2 separate regions of the Homo sapiens genome follow, and region 1 is linked to region 2. The links are chromatin contacts, found by Hi-C or POLR2A ChIA-PET in ENCODE. All regions are on one chromosome and are shown on one strand. The core of a region is the stretch at or near the end of the contact, and the rest is flanking DNA. Distances in the headings are between cores, read along the strand shown.

The links. A loop is a pair of places that touch in the nucleus more often than their neighbours do. ChIA-PET counts read pairs that join two places held with the same protein, here RNA polymerase II (POLR2A). Pooled maps may share reads with other maps.
Region 1: a map of psoas muscle shows a loop between it and region 2 (1.9-fold over the local background). The contact joins the enhancer-like site here to the promoter of LINC01762 in region 2. A Hi-C loop is called at or near these places in 3 of 168 maps with a recorded cell type or tissue (colonic mucosa, gastrocnemius medialis and psoas muscle), 1 of 37 single-sample maps with no recorded cell type and 1 of 50 pooled maps. POLR2A ChIA-PET finds 5 or more read pairs at or near these places in 1 of 52 experiments (Panc1).

The regions. Positions count from the first base shown.
Region 1 is chr1:116,265,588-116,269,636 of GRCh38, reverse strand. No RefSeq gene overlaps it. Among named protein-coding and RNA genes, the nearest start is that of ATP1A1, 110 kb to the left of the region's middle. Within about 2 kb of position 1,301, at least 3 of the 41 ENCODE cell types and tissues checked have a DNase peak (open chromatin) inside an H3K27ac peak, as active enhancers do.
Region 2 is chr1:116,476,501-116,480,305 of GRCh38, reverse strand. It overlaps LINC01762 (long intergenic non-protein coding RNA 1762), which reads left to right and starts at 1,480. Exons shown (of 4, transcript NR_125972.1): 1 at 1,480-1,525; 2 at 2,134-2,254. It overlaps LOC112268235 (a long non-coding RNA gene), which reads right to left and starts at 1,084. Exons shown (of 2, transcript XR_002958352.2): 1 at 1-1,084. RefSeq lists an enhancer at 1,476-2,035.

The DNA.
Region 1 (4,049 bases), core at 52-2,551, 210 kb after region 2:
CTTTATTCTTCCTCATCCAATCCACCTCTCTCTTATTCACCCAATCTGTATTCATACCCAGTTAATCTTGTTTTTGGTCATAAAGGGACTCTGTTACAATGTCAGGTAAATCCTTTTCACCTTCCTTCAAGGGAGGAATTAAGTCAGGGAAACTGTTTTGCTCCTTGGAGTAGTTGTTCTTTAAAATGAAGTTATTGATTAGGCAATGTCTATAAAATTAAGATGTATGTACTTAAGAATCCCAATGGTAAGACTTTATTCTACGGACATTCACAAGAGTTTGCTAATATATTTGTACAAGGATGCTAATTGGAGTGTTCTTATAATTGAGGAAGGAGGAAATGAATTGTCTACCCACAGGGGACTGGTTGAAGAAATGATGGTACATCCAAATGATAGAATCTATGAAACCAGATGTTTAAAAGAAAATGAGATAGATCCGTATGTATTGATCTGAAAAGAGCTCCAGGATATACTATGATGTGGAAACAGCACTCCTACCACACTGTGCGGCTCTGGTGGGCACCATTCACACTGTGTGCTATGGGAATATTGCCCCTGTTCAAGACACCCTAAAGTACAATGTGGTTGGTGTTCCATGAAGTTGTGCAAACCTGAGGCGGTTTTGGTACACTAAAGATGTTTAAGGACAAATGGAAATGTAGGGGTATACATACATTGTTTTCCCATGGGAAAGAAAGAAAAAGCACGTAAAAATGTGCGTTTAAGAGAGGGATAAGTCAGGGGATGGGAGCTTTCACTTTTTATTTTGTACATATATATTATCTAATCAAGTACTTCTACAATTATCTGAGGTTGGGGGAGAGGAGATTATGGGCCATTTTTTTTGTTTTATTCTTTGTATATCTTTTATTTGCAAATATTAATGTGTAGCTCTTTTTAAAGAATCCACTAAGCTTTTCCAAACACCAAACATAATTTTTGAAGATCATTCAAGTCAAGTTATCCACTTTTCTCAGGGAAAGCATATTTCTCATGTTGCAACCTTCCCTGTTATGATATACTTGTTTCTACTTGTGGCCCTGAAATTCTTGGGTAGGCACATATTTTCTGTCCCTGGTGCTGTTAGAAGAATGTGGGATTGGGGTGGCAGGTGGCTGCTGCTCCTCGCCTCCCCTTGGTCAGTCCCTGCCAGGTGGCCCACGCCATCAGACTCCTTGGTGCTGCTTCCTGCATGCCAACTCTCAGAGCTTGTTTAGAAGAGAGAGATGAGTCAGCAGATTTGCCTGATGCAAGACTGGCCTGGTGCCAGCATGATGCCCTGACTGGTTTCAGCCACCCAACTTCAGCAATAACTGGGAAGAGAGGGTCAGAGCCACCTCTTGGGTTCTGGAAATGAGCTCATCTTCTTTGGCTGCCCTGAGGAGACAGACAGCCTGGCCAAGGCTGAGGAGGAGGGTTTGAAGACTCTGAACCGAGTGCCTCCAAGCCAGCACAATGAGTGGTGGGGACGGCACTGGGAAGTATGAGGAACGCCAACACCACAATAATTGCAGGCGGGAGCGCCAGTTGACAATAACTTCTTCCTCCCCCATATTTCTCAGGAACACCCTCTGTTCCATTTCCTCTGTCTCTTCTTGGCTGAGGACCACAACTATCAAAAGCCAAAGACAGGAAGAACCAAACAATAATTCAGGTACATTGATAAAGTTGGGGACTTCCTCACTGCCAGCCCTGAATCACCGTCTCTTTTCAGCGTTTTCTCCTATTGGTCAGTTGGACTGAAGGAGCCCGAACTCTGAACCTGGTACACATACTCATGCCCCATCACCTCTTCTGACAGGTGCTGTCTCCATTCCAGGCTCTTCATGAATCAACCACTCTTCATTCGCTGGGCGGGGGCCAGGTGCTCTGTTTGACTGGGTGCTCCTGCTGACTGAGGAAAGCACCACCTTATCTCGATTTTCATGGTACGGTCTTCACAGCAGCCTAAGGGTCCCCTGATCTTTTGTTGCTTTCCATGGTTTTACCTGCCTTGTACTTGAGTCGCTCCTTTTCCGAGGCAAAGGTCTATCCCCATTGTCCTTCAAGGCAAAAGCCCCAAAGACATCAAACATTAGGAGTCCTCTTGCCTTCCATGCAACAACAGTACAATTCAACAGATGGTTTTATGCCAACAGTAGCTCCTGCCTGGGGACTCTGCTTTGGAAGAGAACAGTCTCCCCTGTCAGGAGACTGCAAATGCAGCTACCACTGGGTATATAAGGGGAAGACAAGTTTACTGACTGTCATGCTTGACATTGTAAGAATTTTGATCACCTATATTCCTCCTAACAATTCTGAGTGGCAAACATTTTTCCCTCTTTTTTCATAGAAGGGGAAACTGAAGTGTGGAGGGATTCAGTCATTTGCCAGGGGAAATCAGCTTAGATAGAGTCCCAGTCTGTCTCCTGCAAATCTCTGATGGCCTCCTTCTGGGTCAATGAGTTGACCCCACATGCTAAAGAAGTACAGTAAACAACTCTTTTGCTAGTGAACTTGCAGATTGTGTGTTCAGATAGACCCAACTTGCTACCCGCACAAATGCAAAGTGAATGTGACCCAGCCTATGGTTCACTCACAATGGGGCTTGGTGCCAACCTGGCCAAGAGATGGCAAGTCGCTACCTGTGGCAAATACCGTCCCTGCCTTAATCTTAATTCCATGAAACTCTCTCATGTAAGATTGAAGGAAAAACAAAGGAAGCTGCGAAATCCTCCCAAGCTCCAAAATTCAGGGCCTTTAAGCCAGTGGCCCAGTTAACATGTTCCTTCTTGTGATGGCAACCCCAATTGATATAAGCCATTGTCCTTCCAGGCTACGTAGGCCTGGCCTCAGAGCCTTTCCCTACTCATAATAATATGGCTGAAAGACTGCTTAGGGACTGCTGGCCCCGGGAGACACCTTCCTTTGGGTGACGATAGCAGCAGCTGTTCCATTTAGAAAAGCACTGTGCAGGCCTGGCTTTTGGCCCCATGGTTGTTATCATGAGGCTAGAAGGGAGCCTCTTGGGCCCCAGCTCTGGCCAAACCATTATAAAAGTCAAATTTCAAACAGAGTCAGCTCTCAATTATTCAGACTAATGGTTCAGTTTGTAGATGTTCTTCCCCTTCTTCACTCTGTCTCTAGCCTTCTCTTTGCCAGCTGCCTTTAGGCTCTCATCATTAATACACCCACCAGAGGAGGATTAGGCAGAGGACATAAGATCAATCAATGTTAGAGCCTGTGGGTGATTACAGTAAAGGATTTGTTTAAGAAGCAGGTGGAGTGTGGATTTTACGTATTCTTGCTAATCCCATTCCCACCTATTATGGACAATAGAAAACTGCCTTGAGTTCTTTGAGCCCCTCTGATTTGCTGTCTTGCCAGGAGAAAACAATAGAAAGACCAAAATCTACATGCCCAGAGCCAGGGGGTCCCAGGCTGAGACTAACTGGGCTGAGAAGGCAGCCACACCTGGCACCAGACCATCCTGCAGGCCCAGGGTGCAGTGCCTATCTACCCGGAAGCTTTAGGGTGTCCAAGGGCGAGAATACAGTCATGGGTTCTTAGTTTCTGTTTCTGGTTGGACCAGTAAAGCTCCTTCCTCATCCTTCTTATCTGCTTATTACTAGAGACAGAAACTAAAAACCATGGCTTCAGGCTGCTAAAAGCCTAAAACAAAACAAAACAAAACAGAACAACAAAAACAACAAAATAAGGCCAGTTGGACAAAGTTGTCTCTTACGGTGGACAGCAGACATTGGGTTTGCGATAAATAAAACACTCAGGGCTTTTCTCCCTTGAATGGTTGAAATTGTGTGTTTCCAGACCAAATAAATTAAGAAATAAAACATGAAAACTAATTCTAAAAGCATAATTCACAACTGTAGCAGTAGGCCCGTCTTTCTCAGCAAAAAAGACTTGCAAGGTTTAGGATGGGTTGCACGCCCAACATAAAGAGCAAAAAAGGAGACTATGACTTTCCTTTATTTTATTAATAATAATAAAAGCTCATATATTTATACCTAAGCGCCAGATGCTAGGCTTACTGAGATATATGAACTGTC
Region 2 (3,805 bases), core at 231-2,730:
CAGAAATAAACAATTCATACCTTTTGAACTGTGAGTAGTTCTGAGAGGTATAATAAAATCTTGCTGAATCCTGCTAAGGGCATGAACCCTCCCTTTGCCCATCGTGTCCACTCTGTCTACACTCTCCACCCAGTAGTGACTTAATAGCCATCTTTGTTGCCAGGTTGTCTGCCCCAGTATCGCAGTGCTTGTGTTCAAGTAACCCTTATTTTACTTAATAATGGCCCCAAAGCACAAGTGTAGTGATGCTGGCAACTCAAATATACCAAAGAGAAACCATAAAGTGCTTCCTTTAAGTGAAAAGGTGAAAATTCTCGGCTTCAGGAAAGAAAAAAAATGATATGCTGAGGCTGCTAAGATCTATAGTTAGGAATGAATCTTCTATCTGTGAAATTGTGAAGGGAAAAAAGAAATTCGTGCTAGTTTTGCTGTCACACCTCAAACCGCAAGTTACGACCACAATACTGGTAAGTGTTTAGTTAAGCTGGAAAAGGCGTTAAATTGTAGGTGGAATATGTGAACAGAAATGTGTTCCCACTGACAGCAGTTGGGTTCGGTACTATCCACAGTTTCAGGTATCCACTGGGGGATCCTGGAATGTATCCCCCCAGGATAAGGGGGGACCACTGTACCACATTTATCCATTTATCCATCGATGGACATTTGAGTTGTTTCCACCTTTTAGCAACCTTCTGTGGATTTATAATTCTTTGAAAATAAAATGTTAAAAAATACAATCAGAAATGAAATCTATGAATTGGCTCACTCTTTCACCTACTGAGTATGTAAACTAGTGTTTGTTGTTGACCTGTTGACTTTTGTACAGTTCCCATCACAGAGACGATTTAAGCTTGGTAGGCCATATAGAACCTGATTTTTTCTTTCCTGCTTTTAAAGAAGCAACACGTATGATTGTTCAGAGGATAGTATGTGATATTCAGTGAGCTTTAATTAACCTGGCCCATGACACTATATACATGCTTAGATCAAGAAATAAGAAAGGAAATTCAGAGGTCTCTTGCACTGACAGGTGATTTCAGGAGAGACAATGACATTAACATTGAGCCAGCTCCTGACTATACAGAATATGAAGCCATTCTTTTTTTTTTTTTGAGATGGAGTCTCACTCTGTCACCAGGCTGCAGTGCAATGGCGCGATCTTGGCTCACTGCAACCTCTGCCTCCTGGGTTCAAGTGATTCTCCTGCCTCAGCCTCCCGAGTAGCTGGGACTACAGGCGTGTGCCACTATGCCTGACTAATTTTTGTACTTTTAGAAGAGACGGGGTTTCACCATGTTGGCCAGGATTTCTAATGCAACCAGGTAAAAGTAATTAGCAGGAGAGGGGAATGCTTGGCTTTGGAGGACTCATTTGCATTGCAAAGTATTTCCCATTGGTGGCTTGGCCAGGCATTCCTTTGTCCAGCCGTGTAATGGTCTCAAGACTGCGGAGCATGTTCACGCACAGCATGGACACCACTTCATGTAGGGGCACTGGACTGCCTAGAGTTGGAGGAAGGGACCCTGTGAGTAAGCATGACCTCATCCTGGGAGCTGCATGGCGGTGGGCCTGCAGGTGGGGAGGAGAGGGTGGGCGCTCACAGGGCAAGACAGAGGCTCAGCAAACAGAATGTGTATTGTGGCTGACGCCATTGTCATCTTTCCAAACTTGTTTCTGAAAGGCATCACATGGAGAGGGGATGCTGACAGGGATGACACAGTCCCAGCTCCAGAAACACCGTCAGCTGAACCCAGGGTTTTTTCATTTTTGTGTTTTCTCATGGAGGTTTAGGGGCTTAGTAAACCCCTTTATGTGTATTTTTTTTCTAGGGATAAACCCCATACCTTTCCTCAAATCTTCAAGGTCCATGACCTCCCGACATGTAGAACCTTATGCTAATAACTGCTCCTGGGAGACCTCTCCTCAGGAACTGACTTGACCCACCTTCCTACCAATGTGGCAGGAGGAAGTCCCTAAATGTGCTCGAGCCTGTTTGATCCAACCCCTGTGGGAGTCCGTGTTCCTCTCTCCCCACTTTGCCCTGTCCTTCCCTTGTTCTTCTCTTCCTTCCCTGTCCTTCTTTGGCTTTGCTACCTCTCTTCCCTTCCCATTGTTTTTCCTCCCCCCTCCTAGGTTCTCACATCGCTTTCCTGTTTCCCTCTCCTGCAATATGGATTTGACATATTAATCATTACAGCAACTGCTAAAATTCCACTGTGCTTCATTAATCCGGAGGAAAATACCATGTCAGCTGGTAAGTGCTGTAGGGTATGCTCATATGTTTTTCCTGGGGTCCATGGTAGTGGAAATTTCTCCATTTCTATGAGTAACAAAACAGGAGGCCATATGGAAGGCCACGGTGAGCACGGGTGGTGGATGGACACAGGGAGGGTGGGAATGTGGGTGGGCACCAGTCCCTGAAGGCATTAAGTCACCCATCACGGACCCTGACAGACCCTGGGCTGTTCAAGGACTCTAGTCAGAGAGGTTGAGTTGTAAAATCCTATTATGGTTGCCAAGACCAGAACAGTGTGACTTTAATAAGGTTAAAGTTTGGCATTTTTACAGCTTTCATTATGATAAGGTTTTCAGTCACATGACGGGGAAAGAGCTAGAGAGGGTCCATCCAAACACAGCCGGTCAGACCTCAAGGTCTCCTGCCAGCTCCCCAGGGGTTCCTCATGCTGCAGGGCCGGCTTTCTAGCTGCAGTTTCTGCCCTGCTGGTGGAGAAAGCCTGCTCCTATCTTTGGCCTCTGGGACTAATTGGGGAAATGAATTCAGGCAGCTATTTTCAGACAGAAAGAGCCCTTGGCTGACTTAGAAGCAAATGCCCCATTCTTTGGCCAAAGGTGTCACCCTGACCTTGGTCAGCAATCAAGCCACCAGCTACAGTGAGAGCAGAGGAGACTGTTCTCCTCCCAAAGAACTGAGGGGGTTCCATGCTTTGGTTAATACCCTCCAGCCTAGAATACATACTCTATTGTCCATCTGGATTTGTCCATCCTTCAAACATCTGCTCCTCTGGGAGGCCTTTCCTGATTTCATCCTCCCTTCCTGGCCCCAGGAAGAATTCATCCCTTCTCACTCCCATGGAGCTTAGGCCATACTTCTCAAGCAGCAGCTATTTCAGTGCCATGAGTTCCTTGAGAAAGTGCCTTCAGCCCCACTAGACCCGTAGCTCTCCATTTACGATTCACCTGTGCCTAGTTTTTCTTTGAATACTCAGCCCATAGTACAGTGCCTAACACACAGTAGGTGCCCATAAATGTTGACTGAGAGAAAAATTTAGCTGAAGGCACATCCCTTACACTGGGAAGAAGGCTTAAATGTCATGTCCTCCATGCTTGGATCATCTTTGCCCATGAAGAACAGGAGAAGGTATAATTTCGAAATAGGTTACTAGTTTCTCAAAGTTGGAATTTGCATGGGTTCCTGTATCTATAGCATCTACCATCATGTGTCCACTAGTGTAAATTTCAAATGCATTAATGGTCTCATCTATATCCATTGTGTCATAATGTCGACTCATTTAGAAAATTCTTTATTCAAACTGGACAATTCAAATCAACACCATCAATTATATAACTACCCTGTGTCACAGCCAGCACTAGGCCATTCAGAAATACAGAATTAAGAAGTCCCTGTCCAAAGGAGTAGAGTCTAGTCGCCAAAGAGATATAGTCAAGTGTTAAGTGCATATGAGGTCATGGTTTGCATGCTGGCTGTGTGCTGTCATGCAGGCACACAAAGATAAGGGCACAGCATGTTCCCTTGAGAAGTTTATGGTCCAGCTGAGGAGCTAAG